2 separate regions of the Homo sapiens genome follow, and region 1 is linked to region 2. A link is a contact called in ENCODE Hi-C or POLR2A ChIA-PET data. All regions are on one chromosome and are shown on one strand. Each heading gives the region's core, a stretch centred on a gene start or an enhancer-like site at or near the end of the contact. The rest is flanking DNA. Distances are from core to core; before and after follow the strand shown. Region 1 overlaps EBF4 (EBF family member 4). Region 2 overlaps PTPRA (protein tyrosine phosphatase receptor type A).

What was found. A loop is a pair of places that touch in the nucleus more often than their neighbours do. ChIA-PET counts read pairs that join two places held with the same protein, here RNA polymerase II (POLR2A). Pooled maps may share reads with other maps.
Region 1: a pooled map shows a loop between it and region 2 (2.0-fold over the local background). The contact joins two enhancer-like sites. A Hi-C loop is called at or near these places in 1 of 50 pooled maps. POLR2A ChIA-PET finds 5 or more read pairs at or near these places in 2 of 52 experiments (OCI-LY7 and T-cell).

What each region holds. Positions count from the first base shown.
Region 1 is chr20:2,727,926-2,730,625 of GRCh38, forward strand. The region is part of intron 6 of EBF4 (EBF family member 4); the gene reads left to right. Among named protein-coding and RNA genes, the nearest start is that of EBF4, 36 kb to the left of the region's middle. Within about 2 kb of position 1,391, at least 3 of the 41 ENCODE cell types and tissues checked have a DNase peak (open chromatin) inside an H3K27ac peak, as active enhancers do.
Region 2 is chr20:2,982,769-2,985,468 of GRCh38, forward strand. The region is part of intron 6 of PTPRA (protein tyrosine phosphatase receptor type A); the gene reads left to right. Among named protein-coding and RNA genes, the nearest start is that of GNRH2, 60 kb to the right of the region's middle. Within about 2 kb of position 1,428, at least 4 of the 41 ENCODE cell types and tissues checked have a DNase peak (open chromatin) inside an H3K27ac peak, as active enhancers do.

The DNA.
Region 1 (2,700 bases), core at 141-2,640, 250 kb before region 2:
GAGTGTTAGGAGTTCCTTCTATATTCTAGATAGTAACCCCTCCTCAGATATATGACTTGCAAATATTTTATCCCATTCTACAGGTTGCCTTTTCACCCTATTAATTGTGTCACTTTTATTGAAATCATGTTTAACTCAGATTAACCTGGAGGAAATGGAATATTTATGATACCAAGTCTTTAAAGTGCTTTGAAAATGTAATTCATTTATTGTATAAGTTGCACTAAGAAGGGTGCAAACAAAAGCAGCTTTACCATTTCTAACAACTGCCCTATAAACCTGCTCGGTGAGATCATTTCTCTCCATCCCTGGATGAAATAATGGACTATTCCTTCATCTTTTTTCCACCACTCTCATGAAATAAAAATCCTCTGATCACTTAGGTAAGAAAATGTCCAGAGGAGTGTAACAAACTCCAGAGATTGTCTGATTCTAAAGCATCTCGTCATCCTGGCTTGGTCCTGCCTTGGGTTTAGTGGTGAGGATGGGTTTGGTAAAAGGGTCTTCTCCCTTTCTTCATTCACCTTCACCCCTACTTATTACCTGTAGTCTAGAGTCACCTCCATGGTTGAGGTGGCTGAAGGGAAAAGAGGTTCGGGGGCGGGGGGTTGAAGGGACAAGGTGTTCCTAGGTGACACAGTGGCAATCTGTCATTTGTGCCTCTGGAAATGGTGAATAACCCTGGCTTTCTTTCTGAGCTTTTGTAGATCTCTCAAATCCCCCATCCAGGACCCTCTGATGGCCTTTTGTGATCCCCTCAGCTTCTAGACCTGATTCTTTATCCACAGCAGGATTCCTAACCTGAGGTCTACAAGAATACCTGTGGGTCCATAGGTAGAGTTCTGGGAACTTAGATGGGAAAATTCCATTTTTTTTTTACACAGTTTCCAGTCCTGGAAACCTTTAGCTAATCTTTAGCATTCCTTCAATGGTGGGAATGGGCAACAGATCACCATAGTATTAATACTCTGTGTAATTTTATCACTAGAATGGTTAATTTCCATATCATAGTAGAGCTGTTGCAGATATTTTGAAATCCCATTATACTCACTGCCACTTCAAGATTACTGTAGTTGTTAGAACAGCTACTAGATCTTATTACTTAATAAATTAATAAAGTGTGAATATAACTATATAACCATTTTAAAATGTTTTTTGATAACTTTCAATATAATTGGTTTATTTTATAATTCTATGAATTTATTTTGTACATATGAAAACAATATGCTGAGAATGGGTTCAATGGGTCCATGGCACCAAAAAAAAAAGGTTAAGAACTCCTGACTGAAAGCCTTCGCCGACTCCTATTGAGCGCATTTTCGCAACAGTTCACAGCCAGCCACGCTCAAAGAACCCAAATCTGGCTGATGAAAAACAGGCATGGTCCTTGCCCTAATCAGCTCTGAAACAGCATCCGGTTCTTAAAGCCACCCCCACCAATGTCTGGCCCCGCTTAGCTACTCAGGATGAGCTTGCCTTTCCCCAGCCTCTTGCTGATAAACTTCACAAGTATGAATTTAGTATGGATCTCTCTGCTCTTTGAATTCTAGTGGATGCTTGTCAACTTCTGCAAGCAGTCCTTTTGAAGCTCCCCTACTAGGCCGAAGTGAGACAGACACACCCCACACTTCCTCCCCATTGAGATGGGGGGAGCTACAGCATCTTGAGAGCTCCACCTACCACAGTTCCTATTTTTCACCCTAGAGAGAGATGATGAGCTCAAGGACAGTCTATGACCGGGTAGCATAGGTGGTCCAGCAGCTACATTGTCGTTCTTAACTTTGAGACCTCAGCTGAAACCAAGACAAAAAGAGTCCGTTTTCACATCCTATTACACAAAGAGTAGTAAGTAGAGGTTGTTACTATCTATAGAGATTGTTACCCTCTAGAAGCAGAACCTGAGGTGGGGATTCAATTTCCTCCCTCACAGGGAGTGAAGGAAGCAGGAGGAGGCAGGCAGCAGAGCTGAGTAAGGATGTGCATTGAACTGGAGTCCAACCTCCAGCCTCAGAGCCACTGGAAGCTCTGGAATGTGGATCCCACTCTGTGGCAAGGACACAGTCTTTGGCAGCTCTTTGAGAGCAAGTCAGTCAGAGGCTGCCGGCCAGCCCTATGGTGAGGGAATAACCACCCCTGGCATTTCCAGGTGCCCTGTGGCTGAGGGCACTTTGCAGCTGGGGGATGAATGCACTTGCTTAGTGTATTAGTTTCCTAAGGCTGTCCTAACAAATTACTGCAAGCTTGGTGGTTTAAAACAGATGTTAATTATCTCCCCATTCTGGAGGCCAAGTCTAAAAGCAAGGTGTTGGCAGGTCCGTGCTCCCTCCAAAGGCCCTAGGGGTGAATCTTCCCTTGCCTCTCTTAGCTTCTGGATTCTGTTGGCAGTCCCTGTGGCGGCATCACTCCAATCCCTGCCTTCATCTTCACAGTGCCTCTTCCTCTTCTGTCTAATCTCCCTCTATCCTATTGTTATAAGGACTTCATCACTAAATTTAGGGCCCACTCAGATAATCCAAATTGATTTCATCTCCAGATCCTGCAAAGACCCTTTTTCCAAATAAAGTCAGTTTCACAGGTTCTGGGATGTAGACATAACTTTTGGGGGGGCCACCATTCAACTCACTACCCCCAGTAAAGGGGGTTGGGGTGAGGCAACAATGACGTCCCCTATACAAGTAATCCTTAAGCCACCATATCACT
Region 2 (2,700 bases), core at 178-2,677:
TCACTACAACCTCTGCCCCCCAGGTTCAAGCGATTCTCCTGCCTCAGCCTCCTAAGTAGCTGAGATTACAGGCATGTGCCACCACACCTGGCTAATTTTTTTTGTATTTTTAGTAGAGATGGGGTTTCACCATGTTGGCCAAGCTGGTCTCGAATTCTTGACCTCATGATCTGCCCACCTCGGCTTCCCAAAGTGCTGGGATTGCAGGCGTGAGCCACTGTGCCTGGCCGTAACAGCTAAAATGAAGTACACACTGTGTGCTAGTTACTGTGCCAACAACTTTACATGAAAGATCTCATTTAATACGCAGAATAACTTATTTCAGAAATGAGGAAACTGAGACTTATGATCCTAATTTAGTATTAGGAAGTCAGAGAAGACCTGTGTGGGAAAAGTGACACACAGAGAACCAGACAAGTAGGAGATAACCAGGCAAAGAACAGAGAGAGGCTGTGTAAAGCAGAAGGAATAACATGCTCAAAGGCCTGAGGATGAATGAATGAAAGCATGGAAGGACACCAGTGGCTGAAATTGAGTGAGCAAGGAAAGAGTGCAAGAGATAGGGCAGGTAGGGGCTAAATCGAGGGGGTTGTTAGAGTCCAGGATAAGGAGATTAGATTTCATTCTGAGGCATGAGAAACTGTTGGAGGGTTTTACCTAAGAGTGGGACACAACCTGAGTTGCTTTCCTAGAGATCACTCTGCTTTGTGGAGAATGGATTGGCAGGGGCAGAGGCTTACTGTGATCCAGGTGAGAGAGGATGGAGGTTGGGACTACACTGGTGGCAATAAAAAAAATGCAAAAAAAAAAAAAAAAAAAGGCAGACAGATTTGAAGTTTTAGATATATCTCCAAAATATATTATTTGCAGCTGTGCTAGATATAGAAGATAAGTGTGAGGAAGAAATCAAGGGGGTTTCCACATTTCTTACTTGAGCAACAGGGTGGGTTGGAGTACTAGCTACTGAATGGTGAGGGAAAGGTTTTAAACACAGAAAGCTTGTGTTGCCTATGAAATTTAAAGTGGAGGTGGCAAATAGGCAGTTGAGAATCTGGAACTCAGAAAAGAGGTCTGATCAAGCAAAGCAACTGTGGGAATTGCTAGCATGGCATTTATATTTACAGTCATCTCTCTGATCAGATTAACTAGATATAGAGAAGAGTGCCAAGGACAGAGCCCTGAGGAATTCCCACATTTAGAGATCTGGTGTTGGAAGAGGAACAGATAGTGAGGGAAACTGAGATGGGCAGACGAGATAGAAGGAAAATCAGAGGAGTGTTTCGTTGTGGAAAGCTAAGAGAGGAAAGTGCTTCAGAGAGGAAGGAGTGATCAGCCAGTCTGAACACTCATTTTAAGGTGAGAGCCACATACCACAGTATGTTTGAAACTTACCATTAACAAAGAAGCGTCATGTAATGTCTTCCATCTCTAAAAACAAAACCAAAAAAAACCCATCTGTCCACCTCACTCACATCTCCCTCCATCTGTCATTCCTTTCCTCTGCATCCCTTAATGTTAAAAGTCCCCACGAAAGGACCCAGTGTCTCACTGTCCTTTTTCTATCTTTATTTCACTCCATTTAGGCTTTCTCACCCATATTCAACTGAAAATACTCTTGGAAAGGTCACCAGTAGCCACCGTCTTGTCAAATCTGGTTTCACTTCTCTGTCTCATCCTTCTTAAGTCTGTAGGCAGTATTTGATTGAATTGATTGCTCCCTCCTTGAAAAACTCTGCTCTTGGCTTCTATGACACTACATTCTTAGATTAACCTCTCACCTCATGGCTACTGCTTATGGGTCAGTTTAGCTTTTAACAGAATGTAAATCCAGTTATATATCTCCTCTGTTCAAAGCCCTTCGATGACATAGTGTTTCTCATCACACTCAGAATTAAATCCACAATCATTACAATGGACTCCCAAGTCCTAAGTCTGCTGGCTTTTGCCCACCTCTCTGGCATCTTATATTGAACTGGCCTTTGTGCTGTTTCTTGAACCTGCCAAGCTCCTGAGAGCTACCATGCTTGCTGTTCCCAGTGTCTAGAAAGCTCTTCACCCAGATCTTTGCGTGGTTCACTTCACGTTATTTAGAGCTCTGCTTGTATATTACTTCCTCAGAGAGACCTTCCCAGACCACTGTATCACTGCTCCCCAACCTGTCACTTTCTCTCTCCCCACCCTGCTTTTTATTCCTCATAGCACTTGTCCCTGTCTAAAATTAAGTATTGACTTGTTTATAAACAGTGTCTTCCTTCCTCCCCACAGAATGGAAGCTTTCTATCACTTGTCTCCTTGAACACTTCTCTGTTCCTAGTGTCTCAAACAATGGCATGCAATTGCTGGCCCACAGATATTTGAATGAATGCTGCTAAAAGGTTGAATCAGATGAGGATGGGAATGTTCCTGTTGGATTTGGCAATATGCCATTTGTTGGTGTTCTGGCTGAGCAGTTTAAACAGAGCACTGAGGGTGGGAGTCAGGGCAAATAGATTAAGGAGAACCTGAAGGTAAGGAATTAGACAAGACGAATTAGACAACTGTGTTTCGGAAAGTCAGCTGAGAAGAGAGACGCGAGGCTGGTGGTAGCTGGGGGAGGGTAAATGAGGTCAAGAAGACAAGTCTTTGAGTTGACAGCAGTGGATGTAATCCAGAGCACACATGACAGGATGGAAGAGACTTGTCTTCCCTTTTAGCAGGTAG